Linked DNA regions of Homo sapiens: region 2 is linked to region 1. A link is an interaction called in ENCODE POLR2A ChIA-PET data of the cell type or tissue named here. Cell type or tissue: A673. All regions are shown on one strand. Each heading gives the region's core, and the rest is flanking DNA. Links, peaks and the distances in the headings are about the cores only.

Evidence for each region. ChIA-PET counts read pairs that join two places held together with the same protein. Peaks named below come from ENCODE experiments on the same cell type or tissue, not always from the same donor. Only the 100,000 strongest peaks of a DNase experiment are listed, where the experiment ranks them.
Region 2: POLR2A ChIA-PET joins it to region 1 with 5 read pairs; 2 of 35 experiments call an interaction of 5 or more read pairs at or near these places.

Annotation. Positions count from the first base shown.
Region 1 is chr10:102,688,898-102,693,292 of GRCh38, forward strand. ARL3 (ARF like GTPase 3) reads right to left here. Exons shown (of 6, transcript NM_004311.4): 4 at 996-1,046. Among named protein-coding and RNA genes, the nearest start is that of ARL3, 23 kb to the right of the region's middle. In A673, for the core only: no CTCF peak of the experiment used is centred there; no DNase peak of the experiment used is centred there; H3K27ac peaks cover 544 bases.
Region 2 is chr10:102,548,664-102,553,058 of GRCh38, forward strand. SUFU (SUFU negative regulator of hedgehog signaling) reads left to right here. Exons shown (of 12, transcript NM_016169.4): 3 at 1,307-1,443. Among named protein-coding and RNA genes, the nearest start is that of SUFU, 47 kb to the left of the region's middle. In A673, for the core only: no CTCF peak of the experiment used is centred there; no DNase peak of the experiment used is centred there.

The sequences.
Region 1 (4,395 bases), core at 213-4,212:
GTGACTTGTTCCTCTGGGTTCGTTTTCACATGGCCTGGGAAAAAACCTGAAGAGCCTTTGGGCATGGTGCTAAGTTCCACTTGTCTGTATCTCATATATTCAATTTGATTAAAGCTAAAAAGCTTTAATTAGAAAACTGTTTAGGCTGGGCATGGAGGCTCACGCCTGTAATCCCAGCACTTTGGGAGGCTGAGGTGGGTGGATCATCTGAGGTCAAGAGTTCAAGACCAGCCTGGTCAACATGGTGAAACCCTGTCTCTACTAAAAATACAAAAAAATTAGCCGGGCGTGGTGGCGCACGCCTGTAATCCCAGCTACTTGGGAGGCTGAGGCAGGAGAATCACTTGAACCTGGGAGGTTGAAGTTGCAGTGAGCTGAAATTGTGCCATTGCACTCCAGCCTGGGTGACAAGAGTGAAACTCCGTTTTGGAGGGGGGAAAAAAAAACTGTTTAAAGAACTCTCAACTAATTTCAGACAACTGGTATTTTTGCCTGCTTGCTAGAATAACTGTCTTGTTTGAACTGTAAAGGTTAACAAACAAAACAAAACAAAAACCTCCCTCACTCTCACACATTTACAAGGTTGATTAATGAATACCCAGTTATTTGGGAACTATCTCAACAGAAGAATTAGTATTTAAAAAATATACTAGGCTGGGCGTGGTGGCTCACGCCTGTAATCCCAGCACCTTGTGAGGCTGAGGCGGGAAGATCACCTGAGGTCGGGAGTTCAAGACCAGCCTGACCAATGTGGTGAAACCCTCTCTCTACTAAAAATACAAAATTAGCCAGGCGTGGTGGTGCATGCTAATTCCAGCTACTCGGGAGGCTGAGGCAGGAGAATTGCTTGAACCTGGGAGGCGGAGGTTGGGGTGAGCCGAGATCATGCCATTGCACTCTAGCCTGGGCAACAAGAGCAAAAACTCCGTCTCAAAAAAAAAAAAGTACATACATATATATATATAAGAACTTTGATATAAAAAAGAATTATTTACCTGACCCGTCTCTTCAAATCTTTTTCTGTCTGCACTGTCGATTACATATATCTATAAAGGAAAAGAAGAAGGTTATTTCAGTGAGCAGAGATGGAAAAGACAGGGCAATTTCTGCAAAAGGAGCAGGTGATCCCCAATCAGCATATTCCAATTAGCACAACATACAGAAATTGACTGGTGAGTCTCATCTCATTTATGAAGGCCAAACAAACAAATACACAAATTAATTAAATAGGGATGCCCAGAAAATACCTTCAGCAATGCTCCAAAGTCTAGGATTTAGGAAAACCAAGTGGGATAAAATAGCTACATTTAATGGGCACTTGATGTTGTCACTAAACATTACTAGGTCTACTCTATTAACCCTCATTACAACTCTACAATATAGATTTCACTATTTTCCTTTTTTTTTTTTTTTTTTTGAGACAGAGTCTTGCTCTGCTCTGTCACCCAGGCTGGAGTGCAGTGGCATGATTTCGGCTCTGGGTTCACCCCATTCTCCTGCCTCAGCCTCCCCAGCAGCTGGGACTACAGGCACACGCCACCATGCCCAGCTAATTTTTTTGTAGTTTTAGTAGAGACGGCGTTTCACCATGTCGGCCAGGCTGGTCTCGAACTCCTGACCTCAAGTGATCCACCTGCCTCAGCCTCCTAAAGTGCTGGGATTACAAGCATGAGCTACTGTGGCTGGCCTACTTTGTTTAAATTATGTTAAGTTTAAACACAAAGCTGATATTAATAATAATACAGTAAATGATTAGTAGTAACATGAATATATCTTGAAAAGACATTTATATCTGTCAAAAGGCTGTTATTATTTCTCGGCCTAAAGAGAAATGGAAGATACCCTATCCCCTCCCTTCCATCACACTTCAAGTTTTATTTCTTAGACAAACCCTCAAATTAATAAAGCTCATGTCAGATGTTCTCAATGTCGTCTTCCCTAAGAATAACTCTGGTACTTCTAGGAGTTACTCTTAGTCTTTCAAACCTCTTTTTTTTTTTTTTTTTTGAGATGGGGTCTTGCTATGTTACCCAGGCTGGTCTCAGACTCCTGGGCTCAAGGGATCCTCCCACCTCAGCCTCCTGAGTAGTTGAGATTACAGGCATGCACCACCAGACACAGTTTAGAGAACCATTTAATTTAATACTCCAAAGCAAGGGTAGGCAAACTTTTTCTGTAAGAGGTCAGCAGTCAATATTTTAGCCTCTGTGGCCCATACAATCTCTCTTTTTCTTTTTATTATACTTTAAGTTTTAGGGTACATGTGCACACTGTGCAGGTTAGTTACATGTGTATACATGTGCCATGCTGGTGCGCTGCACCCACTAACTCGTCATCTAGCATTAGGTATATCTCCCAATGCTATCCCTCCCCCCTCCCCCCACCCCACCACAGTCCCCAGAGTGTGATATTCCCCTTCCTGTGTCCATGTGATCTCATTGTTCAATTCCCACCTATGAGTGAGAATATGCGGTGTTTGGTTTTTTGTTCTTGCGACAGTTTACTGAGAATGATGATTTCCATACAATCTCTTTCACAACTCTTGAACGCTCCTGTTATTGTTAGAAGGCAACCACAGAAAATCTGTAAACAAATGTATGTGGCTATGTTCCAAGTAACTTCATGGACACTGAAATGTGAATTTCATATAATTTTCACATGTTGTGAAACATTATTCTTTTGGCGTTTTTCTCCCCAACCACTTAGAAATGTAAAAACCACTCCTAGCTTGAAGGCTGTACAAAAACTGGAGGCAGCCTGGATCAATTTGTCGACCTGCTCTATAAAGCAAGATTTGATTACGGTACTCTAGAGATAATGGGAAAGAATGAACCAGGCAACTCTTGTGTCAAGCCTCAAGCCTGCTCTTCTAGGCAGTGTGGAGTCTAGCGTAATAAGTCTTTTTCAACCAACAATGGAAGACTATTAAACATAGACAAATATAACCCATCCACCACCTTCACTCTAAGCTGCTACAAAACTGGCAGACAGGGCTGTGAGTCACAAGGCCTTAGAATCTAATCCCAGGGACTCAGTTCCTCCCTCATACTTGTTTAATCTCAAACAGCACTGGAAAATAATGAAAGGTTGACTCTCAATCCAAACTATTATCTTGTACTAGTGTCGAGTACAAGGATGCAGCTGGAGGAAGCTTCTCTAGTGTTGCTGTGAACCGATTTTTGCTGGATTGTACGTTAATTCCCAGGTACTCTCAGATCATGTGAATGTGGAATCCAGGGTTACATTATATTACAACCAACTTGCAGTCTGCCCTCAAGCTGTTAGAGCTTATGATTTAAAATTACCCTTACCTGGAGACCAGAAAGTTTCTGAGACCTCCTTATGGAGACTTACAATCATTAATGTCTTTATATACTTCTCTTCCTTGGGTATTTCTTTCAAGATACCTTAATCCAGCAGATGAACAGATAGGAATGTAATTTCTCTCAGCCACCTGCTTTTTCCTAACTCATGATTGAAAGAGGAAAAAGGAGTCTATAGCTTTTGAAACATGTATACACTTTTGTTTTTTTGTTGAGACGGAGTCTCGCTCTGTCACCCAGGCTGGAGTGCAGTAGTGTGATCTCGGCTCACTGCAACCTCTGCCTCCTGGGTTCAAGCGATACTCCTGCCTCAGCTTCTCGAGGAGCTGGGATTACAGGCATGTGCCACCACACCTGGCTAATTTTTATATTTTTAGCAGAGATGGGGTTTCGCCATGCTGGCCAGGCTGGCCTCGAACTCCTGACCTCAGGTGATCCACCCACCTCAGCCTCCCAAAGTGCTGGGATTACAGGTGTGAGCCCTCCGTGTCTTTTTTCTTTTTTTTGAGACAGAGTCTCGCTCTGTCACCCAGGCTGGAGTGCAGTGGCGCGATCTTGGCTCACTGCAAGCTCCATCTTCTGGGTTCATGCCATTCTCCTGCCTCAGCCTCCCTAGTAGGCTGGGACTACAGGCGCCCGCCGGCACGCCCAGCTTTTAGTAGAGACAGGGTTTCACCGTGTTAGCCAGGATGGTCTCGATCTCCTGACCTCGTGATCTGCCCGCCTTGGCCTCCCAAACTGCTGGGATTACAGGCATGAGCCACCGCACCCGGCCCCTCTGTGTCTTTTCATGACTTGATAGCTCATGTATTTTTATCATTGAACAATATTCTACTATACGGGTGTACCACAGTTTGTTTATCTATTAACCTATTGAAGGACATCTTGGATGCTTCCAGGTTTTGGCAATTAGGAATAAAGATGCCATAAACATTCCTATGCAGAATTTTGTGTGGAATATCAATTTCCAACTAACTGGGTATATATCTTGGAGTACTGCTGGACTGTATGCTAAGACTATGTTTAGCTTTGTAAGAAACTACCAACTGTCTTCCAAAGTGGGTGTACTATT
Region 2 (4,395 bases), core at 301-4,300, 140 kb before region 1:
CTCATGTAGCTCTCCCTGGATGCTTCCCTTACCTGGGGAGGTGTGGCACCCCACCAGCCAGGCCCAGCTCTCTGATCCACATCACTGCCCTCTCTGATGGAAGTCCCTTTCAGGGACTTCCCTGAGACTTGGGGCTCCTGAGTGTTTCCTACAAACAGGGAGGCAGGGATTCCTGCTTTCTCTCATTGTCACTTTAATGAATTGTGGCCACAGAAGCAGTCATCCTCATTATTCTGGGTCACTGAGGGATGGGAAGGGAGGGCAACCCATGCATCTCTAGGGTTCCAGCAATTGAAGAGTACATGTGGAGTGCCAGGTTTCAGGAAGAGCTTGTGCTAATTGAGGAGTGTGTGTTGGGTGCTGAGTTTCAGGAAGAATATGGGCCCACCCAGTATTTGGAATCTGCCTTAGGACCTGTCCACAAATGCTGAGTCTGGAGGCCAGCCAGTGCCACCCAAGGTTGTACCCTTGTGGGCAGAGTGGAGGTGGGAGTGGAGAAAGGGTCTCATCCTCACAGAGTGTATTAATCCATTCTCACACTGATATAAAGACATACCTGAGATTGGGTAATTTATAAAGGAAAATAGGTTTAATTGACTCACAGTTCCACATGACTGGGAAGACCTCAGGAAACTTACAATGTTGGTGGAAGGAGAAGAGGGTGGCAGGCACAAGAGAGTGGGCAAAAGCAGAGAAAACTGCCCTATAAACCCATCAGATCTTGTGAGAACTCACTCACTATGACAAGAACACTGTGGAGGAAACCACCCCTGTGATCCAGTTATCTCCCACCTGGTTCCTCCCTTTACACGTGGAGACTATGGGGATTACAATTCAAGATGAGATTTGGGTGGGGACACAGAGCCAAACCATATCACAGAGCATATAGCCTTGTGGCTCACAGGACATGTATCCTTAGCAAACAAAGTAGATGCCTATTAATAGCTTGAAGGAATAAGGAGCATGAACAAGGGAGATTTTCAGCAGTGTTGCCTCAATCATCCAGGAAGGAATGTTCCAGAGCCACAAAATTTGGAACTCATAATTCAGAGTGCCAGCAGTAGAATTTGGCCAGGCCAAGGTCACATCCACATACCCGCAGCTGGCAGGAGGATGAGGCAAGAGTTCTGGTTCCTTATGGGCTTCTCAGGTTCCCTCCCCACAAGGCTCACATCCTGGGATACTCCTCTGAATGGAGGATTTGGATACTGAGGCCACCATAAAAAGGGGGAGAACTTTAGACTTTCAAGAGAGTGTTTTTCCTAAGGTAATTGAGCTTAAAACACTTGCTTTTTATGTCTTTCAGGTTTACAGGAACAGATGGACCTAGTGGTTTTGGCTTTGAGTTGACCTTTCGTCTGAAGAGAGAAACTGGGGAGTCTGCCCCACCAACATGGCCCGCAGAGTTAATGCAGGGCTTGGCACGATACGTGTTCCAGTCAGGTAGGAGGCCAGGGCTGGCTGCTGTGCTGGTCCTTTTGCCATGAGCCTGGTTGACTTTGAGTACTAGCAGCTATATTTTGATGTTTGTGGAGTGGCCTTTCCTGGGAGTACTATGCCCCAATTCTACCATGAGGATGGCTTGTTTTGCCTGGTGTTTCCTGGTTGGAAAACCAACTGGGCCATGGCAGAGAGGGGTACTCCCCTGTGCCCTCCAGCAGCAAGTTCTGTGTTATGTTGTGCCACCCTGCACCCTTGTCGTGTTTCATGGAGGGTTTCTTTCATGTCATCTGATATATGTTTCTCTGTGGCTAATTGCTCAGAAGCATTTCCCATCTGATCTCAGATTTTGTTTCTTTGTTTTTGTAAGTAGCCTTCAAATGAAGGCCAAGATACTTTTCCCAACCTTTTGCTCTTGAAATATCACAGATAAAGTTCAGAGCAAGCCATGGTCTCTCAAAGCATGGTTCTTATACCACCTGCCTCTGAACTACCTGGAGAGCTTGTTGCAAATACATATTCCTAGGCCCCATTGCAGATGTCTGACTCAGAATCTTTGAGGGTGATGTTCCTTGGTGCTTCTGGTAGAGACTAAATTTGGAGAACCATAGATCTGGTAGCTTCTGTAGTTACAGTGACTTTTTTTTTTTTTTTTGAGATGGAGTTTTGCTCTTGTTGCCCAGGCTGGAGTGCAATGGCGCAATCTCGACTCACTGCAACCTATGCCTCCCAGGTTCAAGTGGTTCTCCTGCCTCAGCCTCCTGTGTAGCTGAGATTATAGGAATGCGCCACCACACCCAGCTAATTTTTTTGTTTTTTTAGTAGAGATGGGATTTTTCCATGTTGGTCAGGCTGCTATCGAACTCCTGACCTCAGGTGATCTGCCCGCCTCGCCTCCCAAAGTGCTGGGATTGTAGGCATGGGCCACCGCGCCTGGCCAGTGACTTCTTTTTTTAAACCTTGAGTAGGTTATACATTTGGGGTACAATAGACCTGTCTAGGTTGAACCCCTCTGCCCGCATTTCACACCTGTGGGAGCCAGTTGTTGGCACATGAGGCAGATCCATAACTACCACCTACCATTGTATGCCCTGTGGAACAGTCCCCTCATGGAGGCTACAATGGGTCTTCTCTAAGCAGGAGTTCCTAAATCTGGCTGCCCATCAACCTCTTCGAGGAGCTTGTCAACACACTGATTTCCAAACCTTCCTGTGGGGCTCCAGTTGAGTTGGCCAGAAGTGGGACTAGGGCAGGCCAGGCACAGTGGCTCACGCCTGTAATCCCAGCACTTTGGGAGGCCGAGGTGGTTGGATCACCTGAGGTCAGGAGTTCGAGACCAGCCTGGCTAACATGGTGAAACCCTGTGTCTACTGAAAATACAAAAATTAGCCAGGCATGGTGGTGGGCACCTGTAATCCCAGCTACTCGGGAGGCTGAGGCAGGAGAATCGCTTGAACGCGGGAGGCAGATGTTACTGTGAGCCAAGATCGCACCACTGTACTCCAGCCTGGGCAACAGAGCAAGACTCCGTATCAAAAAAAAAAAAGTAACAATCACAGTAGTTGTGAAACAGAACAGCACTAATAATGGAACAAATTATTATTATGTGCCTTCTTTTTTTTTTTTTTTTTTTTTTTTGGAGATGGAGTCTCACTCTGTCCCCCAGGCTGGAGTGCAGTGGTGCGATCTCGGCTCACTACAAGCTCCGCCTTCTGGGTTCAGGCCATTCTCCTGCTTGAGCCTCCCGAGTAGCTGCGACTACAGGTGCCCGCCACCACGCCTGGCTAATTTTTTGTATATTTTAGTAGAGACGGGGTTTCACCTTGTTAGCCAGGACGGTCTCGATCTCCTGACCTCGTGATCCACCCGCCTCAGCCTCCCAAAGTGTTGGGATTACAGGCGTGAGCCACTGTGCCCGACCTTATTATGTACCTTCTTATGTGTTGCAGTGTGAGGTATGTAACATCAACTATGTAGCATTTTCCCAAAAATGTTTAACCTGAATCAAGTTATAAGCAGACAAATACAGATTGTGAGACACTTTACAAGACAAATGCCTATATTCTTCAAAAATGTCAATGCTCTAATCCCAGCAGTTTGAGAGGCTGAAGCAGGAGGATCACTTGAGCTCAGGAGTTTGAGACCAGCCTGGGCAATGAAGCAAGACCCTGTAAATTAAAGATTAGCCAGGTGTGGTGGCATGCCTATAGTCCCAGCTACTTGGGAGGCTGAGGTAGGAGGACCATTTGAGCCCAAGAGGTTGAGGCTGCAGTGAGCCATGATTGTGCCACCACATTCCAGGCTGGGCGACACAGTGAGACCCCACCTAAAAAAAAAATACACACACACACACACGCACCCCAGTGCTATGAAAGACATAAAAAGGCAAGGGGCAGGGACTGTTCTACATTAAAGGAAACATGGCAGTTTAAATGCATTGTTGATCCTTGATTAGATCCTGAATTGAAAAAAAAGGGTCATTTTTTAAGGACAATTGGAAAAATGTGAATTTACACTGTGTATTAGTTAATAGTACTGTATGTGAAATTCCCTGGATGTGATTATGGTATTATGGTTATACAGGATAATGTCCCTGTTGCTAGAGATAAAGGCTAAAGTATTAACGGATAAAAGGACCTGATGTCTTTAACTTAATTGTCAAATGACTCAAATGATTTAACTTAATTGTCAAAAAATAAAACATCTGTGTATGAAGAGAAGCTAAAGCAAATGAGGCGAAATGTTAACAACTTGTGAAGCTGGGTGAATGGTATTTGGTTATTCATTGTATCATTCTTTTAACTTTTCTGTAGGATTGGAAATTTTCAAAATAAAATAAAAGTTGTGGCTGTTTGTTGAGTATACATTGACTAATATGTGCTCTGAGGCCCTTTCTGTACCTGATGGCCCCACTTATGGTCGTTATAATGTGCCTGCTGTAGTTTGTGTCTGCAG